Linked DNA regions of Homo sapiens: region 1 is linked to region 2. The links are chromatin contacts, found by Hi-C or POLR2A ChIA-PET in ENCODE. All regions are on one chromosome and are shown on one strand. Each heading gives the region's core, a stretch centred on a gene start or an enhancer-like site at or near the end of the contact. The rest is flanking DNA. Distances are from core to core; before and after follow the strand shown.

What was found. A loop is a pair of places that touch in the nucleus more often than their neighbours do. ChIA-PET counts read pairs that join two places held with the same protein, here RNA polymerase II (POLR2A).
Region 1: a loop to region 2 is called in a map of posterior vena cava, with 24 times the contacts of the local background. The contact joins two enhancer-like sites. A Hi-C loop is called at or near these places in 1 of 168 maps with a recorded cell type or tissue (posterior vena cava). POLR2A ChIA-PET finds 5 or more read pairs at or near these places in 1 of 52 experiments (CD4-positive, alpha-beta T cell).

The regions. Positions count from the first base shown.
Region 1 is chr19:16,643,887-16,647,177 of GRCh38, reverse strand. SMIM7 (small integral membrane protein 7) reads left to right here. Exons shown (of 5, transcript NM_024104.4): 5 at 1-1,030. Among named protein-coding and RNA genes, the nearest start is that of SMIM7, 15 kb to the left of the region's middle. Within about 2 kb of position 1,822, at least 2 of the 41 ENCODE cell types and tissues checked have a DNase peak (open chromatin) inside an H3K27ac peak, as active enhancers do.
Region 2 is chr19:14,408,213-14,411,542 of GRCh38, reverse strand. DDX39A (DExD-box helicase 39A) reads left to right here. Exons shown (of 11, transcript NM_005804.4): 4 at 1-37; 5 at 371-554; 6 at 1,209-1,327; 7 at 1,670-1,801; 8 at 1,898-2,007; 9 at 2,096-2,240; 10 at 2,359-2,506; 11 at 2,591-2,745. The coding sequence ends at 2,607. ADGRE5 (adhesion G protein-coupled receptor E5) reads right to left here. Exons shown (of 20, transcript NM_078481.4): 20 at 2,820-3,330. Among named protein-coding and RNA genes, the nearest start is that of DDX39A, 9.5 kb to the left of the region's middle. RefSeq lists an enhancer at 2,247-2,296. Within about 2 kb of position 1,327, at least 6 of the 41 ENCODE cell types and tissues checked have a DNase peak (open chromatin) inside an H3K27ac peak, as active enhancers do.

The DNA.
Region 1 (3,291 bases), core at 573-3,072, 2.2 Mb before region 2:
CTTCAAGAATGTTTTTGACCAGAAAACCGACAACCTTCCCAGAAAGTCCAAGCTCGTGGTGGGTGGAAAAGTGTTCGCCGAGGTGTGCATGGTTTCCCAGCCACGTCCCTGTTTTCAAAGATAGTTTCACTTTGGTCTCTGAATTGAAATGCTGTCTACTGAAAGGGTTTCAGGAGCGTTTATGTAAGGGGCTGTGATGAAATTGCATTCCCCATAGATAAAAGAAAAATCATTTCTATCCAGAGATCTGAGCAGAAGGATTGGCTTGTTAGTTTAACACAGCCGTATTTTTGGACATTCAGTGTTACTTGCTGAGTCTGACAGCCTCTGGGCCCGGCCAGGGGCCCTGTTAACAAACTGCTTTCACATCCCAACAGGGTCTGCTTGGCCACTCAGTGCAGCTGCGATTAACCCTAAAGGCTTTAAGGAACGGGCCACCTGTAACAGAGACACCAGCCTTCCTGTATAGACACTAAATTGTTAGCAAGAGTGTTGAGCTAGTTCCTGGTGAAGTGTTTCCACAGAAGACATGTGGAGCAGTTGTGGGGATATTAAGGGAAACTTTCCTCTGCCTTGACCCCTTTGTTAAATAAAATGACTTTGGGAGCCATTCATTGTACAGTTGCAGGAATGAGAGTGATTTTATGATGTGGTACATTGGGACCATGTTCTAAAACCTTGGGTTTCTGAGTCTGCTTTTTGAGTAGGTGATTTTGAGGTTGAAAAACCAGGGGCCTTCATCTAGGAAATACAGCATTTTCCAGAAGCTTCTTTGAAAGGGAATCCTGGTTTTGTTGCCAAAATGAAACGCCCGGGGTTGGCGCTGAATCCCACAACTGTGTGATTTGCTTGTTGAGTTTTTTGTTGTCTGGTTTTTTTGTTTGTTTGTTTATACCAATAAGAATGAGCCTGAATGTTGGTGGTTTTTGAAATCCTGACTTGGAGGTAAACCTGGAGGAAGGAAAAAAAGTAAATATGCAGGCTTTTAGGACTGAGTAGCCTTGAAAATAAACCTCATTTCTAAAAAGGACCTTTTGTTTATACTTTTTTTTTTTTTTTAACCAAGAAGTCAATTTCCAACCTGAGTCCTTTTGAATTTACCCTGCTGGAAAAACCTAGGATTCATTTTGGAGGCCATGAGAAAGAAAAGAGTCAGTGGTAGAGTTTCCTTTTTGGATTTAGCTCAATAAATGATGGTCAAGAATTGGGCAAGTGGGGCTGCGCGCAGTGGCTCATACCTGTAATCCCAGCACTTTGGGAGGCCGAGGTAGGCGGATCACTTGAGGTCAGGAGTTCGAAACTAGCCTGGCCAACATGGTGAAATCGCATCTCTACTAAAAATAGAAAAATTAGCCAGATATGGTGGCACACGCCTATAATCCCAGCTACTCGGGTGGCTGAGGCACAAGAATTGCTTAAATCTGGGAGGCGGAGGTTGCAGTGAGCTGAGATTGAGCCACTGCACTTCAGCCTGGGTGAGACAATGAGATTCTGTCTCAAAAAAAAAAAAAAAAAAAGAATTGAGTAAGTGGAATTTTGACTGGAGCTGCTCCTGAAAGTATTGAAAGAGTCATTGCTAATGGTGGGCTCTTGCTAGACCAGGGTCAAGTCCACTTTTGCTGCCTCTCAGGTTGTGGAATTCTCCTTGATCACTTCTGCAATTCATTTCCTTGCCAAATCTCAGCCAAGCATCACCCCAAGGTCTGTAAGTAGCAGAGATCGGAGCTGCTGGGTCTGGCTTTGCTGAGGCCGGTGTCGCTGTCAGAACAGGCACGCCAAGATCTTGGCTGGGTCCCTCACAGGCCAGATGAATGGTGTGAAGAAACCTTCCTGCCTTATTCAGACTGGCGCGGAGGTCTCAATGAGGCGAGGCATTTGTCCATTATGGGGATGAATCGTGCTCTCAGAAGAGAATCCTGTCATTGAGGTTTTGTTTCAATAGTCCTCTTTTTCTCCAGAGAACTGTTGTCTCATTGTTAATAATAGCAGCGTGGCTTTTTCAGATGCTGGTTGGTGGCTGCTGTACATTTTAAAAATGGAATCTCATGGTTGTGTCTCTTAAGGAAGCTTTTCAAGAACTTTACTGGCACCAGAGGTTATCAGAGTTTGAAGTTTGGGTGCCTAGTGTCTCACAGTGTTTAAGCACTAATGTTCTGGGTCAGTTAGGTGTGAGTACAAATCCCATCTCAGCTCATTCTGAGAGGGACCTTGGCTAATTGCTTTCTCCTCTCCAAGCCTCAGTTTCCACATCTCTAAAATCGGCCTGCAAGTAGTGTGTGCCTAAGGTTGTTGTAAGTTTCAATGAACTCGAATGCGGCTGAGTGCCTGAGAGCACCTGTTGCTGTGGGTATCATCACCGTGTGTGTTTTCTGTCTTCTCATCCACTTTTCTTTGTGCAGTCTGCACACACACCATTAAAGGCTGATGACAGCATTTTTACGAATTGCAAACAGAGGCCAGCGCGGTGGCTCCCAGCACTTTGGGAGGCCGAGGCAGGTGGATCACGAGGTCAGGAGTTCAAGAACAGCCTGGCCAAGATGGTGAAACCCCGTCTCTACTAAAAATGCAAAAATTAGCTGGGTGTGGTGGCATGCCCCCTGTAATCCCAGCTACTCAGGAGGCTGAGGCAGAGAATTGCTTAAAAACCCAGGAGGTGGAGGTTGCAGTGAGCTGAGATCGTGCCAGTGCACTCCAGCCTGGGTGACAGAGCAAGATCTTCTGTCTCGGAAAAAAAAAAAAAAGTTACAAACAGACTGAGTGCAGTGAGAGGCTCACACCCTGCAATCCCAGCATTTTGGGAGGCCAAAGTGGGCAGGTCACCTGTGGTCAGGAGTTCGAGACCAACCTGGCCAACATGACAAAACCCCGTCTCTACTAAAAAATACAAAAATTAGCCAGGTGTGGTGGCGTGCGCCTGTAATCCCAGCTACTCAGGAGGCTGAGGCAGGATAATCACTTGAACCAGGGAGGCGGAGGTTGCAGCGAGCCGAGATCGCGCCATTGCACTCCAGCCTAGGCGACGAGCAAAACATCTCAAAAAAAAAAAAAAAAAAAAAAAACGCAAACAATTTCCAGCCTGGTAAACCTTTTCCTGTCTTCACCATCCCCATGCAGCATTTTCCATATTCCTGTATGTATGTTTTGAGAGTGGATAAGGAAGGATGAGTTCTGCTGTGTTCATTTCAGCATCATTTTCTTTACACTTGCTTTGTTGCTAGGAGGTGTTACAGTTCTCATTTTTACTTACGGTGCAGTGTCAGTAAATAGGTCCTTAGCCACCTTGTTGCTGGA
Region 2 (3,330 bases), core at 78-2,577:
ATATGAGCGCTTTTCCAAGTACATGCCCAGCGTCAAGGTGAGTCCCTCGGGCCAGACTGGACCAGGCGCCACTTGGTTTCTGCAGCTTTGTTAGCCTCGGCTCTGGCCCAGCCAGCATTTACCAAGCTTGGCAGGGGCAGCTGCCTTTGAGGTTTGCGGTGGTTTTTGCTCCTTAAAAGCCTGATGAATTATGCATGGCTCCCAGGGGCCTGCGCAGGTCCCAGCCTGGGGCTGCCTTTGAGTGGAGCCCCGGGAGGCTCTCAGGCCTGCCTTGGTCCCCTGAGGCCTCCTGTTCGCAGGTGCTGGGCCGTGCAGGTTGGGGCCTTGGGCCGTGTATCAGCATGGAGCGGTTTCCTCCTCATCCCCATAGGTGTCTGTGTTCTTCGGTGGTCTCTCCATCAAGAAGGATGAAGAAGTGTTGAAGAAGAACTGTCCCCATGTCGTGGTGGGGACCCCGGGCCGCATCCTGGCGCTCGTGCGGAATAGGAGCTTCAGCCTAAAGAATGTGAAGCACTTTGTGCTGGACGAGTGTGACAAGATGCTGGAGCAGCTGGGTGAGTCCTCTGCCCTTGCAGCCCCAGCTGAGAGTCAGTGACTAGGCGGGCCCCATAGCAGGCGGAAGGCTCTTGAGTGGGTTACATGGGCGGCCGGCAGGCGGGGCTCCTGTGGTGATCTTGGGGAAAGCTCTGCTGCTGGCAGAGGGATGTGCTGTTTCTGAGCCCGAGCCGAATGGGACCACGGGGCCCAAGCAAGCCCCCGTCCCTCCTGGACGTAAAGGCATGCACACATACCTCTGGGAGTATGAGGCTTCTGCCACCTGTTGGGTTGGTTCCAGGCCCCGCCTGCCCTCAGTGAGCCCCGACAGGGCCGGTGGGAGATGGGCTTGTGTCCTGGGAGGCAGCTGCAGCTCTCACCCCAGCGGCTGTCTCTGCCTCAGGCTCCCCTCCCTGAAGCGTGGCTCGAGGCGCACGGGCACGGCTGCTCCGCGCCAGCGTGTAAGTGGATTGCAGCTCCTCCCGCGCCTGCGCTCGCTGGCCACCCCCCAGCCCCTCAGGCACCAGGACTGGCCACTCCCGCGGCTCACTCTGCCCTCGTCACGGTGCCACTGGCTCCCTGGCACAGGTTGGGAGGGGTCTGGGTCTGGTCTGGGGTGGGGGTCCTGCATGGCAGACGCTCATGCCCACCCATGTCTTGCCCTCCCCACCTAGACATGCGGCGGGATGTGCAGGAGATCTTCCGCCTGACACCACACGAGAAGCAGTGCATGATGTTCAGCGCCACCCTGAGCAAGGACATCCGGCCTGTGTGCAGGAAGTTCATGCAGGATGTGAGTAGGGCGAGAGTGGCAGCTTTGGCCTTCCCCAGGGGCCTGGAGCCTGGGGCCCCAGGACACCCGCACGGCCCACATGGCACGGAGGATGCTGGGATGCTGGGAGCCGGCGGAGCCTCCTTTCCTCCCCTCGGTCTTGTCAAACTGGGAGTCAAGCTTGGTCCACACCTGAGTCGGGCCAGAGCTTACATCCAGCTTTTGAGCGATGTTTACTGAGGTCTGGTGCAGCAGGTCCTCTGGGAAGTGTCGCACAAAGGAGTCGCCCACTGGAAGGTTCTGGGCAGGCGAGATGCCCAGAGGTGATCCCTGCCCGCCCCTCCCACCTCCCTTCCCACACAGCCCATGGAGGTGTTTGTGGACGACGAGACCAAGCTCACGCTGCACGGCCTGCAGCAGTACTACGTCAAACTCAAAGACAGTGAGAAGAACCGCAAGCTCTTTGATCTCTTGGATGTGCTGGAGTTTAACCAGGTGATACTTCCATCAGCCTGTCCTGGGGCTCAGGACCTTCGGGAGGTCACTGGGCCACAGGGACTGTGTGGCCCTGACTGCCACTCCTTCCCTCAGGTGATAATCTTCGTCAAGTCAGTGCAGCGCTGCATGGCCCTGGCCCAGCTCCTCGTGGAGCAGAACTTCCCGGCCATCGCCATCCACCGGGGCATGGCCCAGGAGGAGCGGTGAGTGCGAGCCGCCCGCCAAGGCTGCAGGGAGCACCACCAGGAGCCCAGTGTCTGACGGCCTCCACTTGTTTCTCCTGCACCCCAGCCTGTCACGCTATCAGCAGTTCAAGGATTTCCAGCGGCGGATCCTGGTGGCCACCAATCTGTTTGGCCGGGGGATGGACATCGAGCGAGTCAACATCGTCTTTAACTACGACATGCCTGAGGACTCGGACACCTACCTGCACCGGGTGAGCAGCCTCACGGGCATGTTGCTTTCCCCTGGCGGTGGGGTGGGGCCCCAGCCCTGCTTTTCCTCAAGTCCTGAGGTAGTATCTGTGGCCTGACCCTGATCCTGTCTGCCTGCAGGTGGCCCGGGCGGGTCGCTTTGGCACCAAAGGCCTAGCCATCACTTTTGTGTCTGACGAGAATGATGCCAAAATCCTCAATGACGTCCAGGACCGGTTTGAAGTTAATGTGGCAGAACTTCCAGAGGAAATCGACATCTCCACATACAGTAAGTGCCTTGGGCAGGGCCAGGGGTCTGGGGCAGAGGGTTCCTCCCCCGGCCCTTCAGTTCACTGCATCTCATGTCTTACAGTCGAGCAGAGCCGGTAACCACCACGTGCCAGAGCCGCCCACCCGGAGCCGCCCGCATGCAGCTTCACCTCCCCTTTCCAGGCGCCACTGTTGAGAAGCTAGAGATTGTATGAGAATAAACTTGTTATTATGGAAGCCTGGCTCCCACCCCATCTATTTCTTGGTCATCTTGGCCTTTCACGGACACCCTGGGCCCGGCCTCTGAATCACCACCAGCAGGCAAGGCCATCTTCTGTATGCATGTGTTTAATTTTAAGTGTCAACACTGAAAAATTTTAACAGATAAAAACACATTACACAACGTCTACAACCTTCACAACAGTGAGAACCTCCTGCCCGGCCAGGCAGGGCAGGCCTCTGTACCGTGAGCCTCAGGCAGTGGCCCCAAGGGGCCTCGCCATGGGGCCTCTGACATCAGTCTTAGCTTAAGAGGGAAGCTGAGCCCCAGCGCCTAGTCTCTTCAGTTCTGCAGCAAAGACATGAGAGGAAAAGTCCAGGATGGGACAAGCGCCCTTAGTCTGTCCCGAGTACTGGCCACAGGTGCCAGGGCAACATGCTGCATTGCAGCCCTGGGCCAGCCCCTGTCCCCACCCTGGGTCACAAGGTGGAGCAGAGAGGCAGCCAGCAGCAGGACCAGTGGCTCCGACTCCACCCCACTGGGTGTCCTGGACTTTGGTGCCAGACTATAGCTGCCACTCCCTCCTGGTGGCACACGGGATCAGGGAGGGAGGGTGGAGGGAG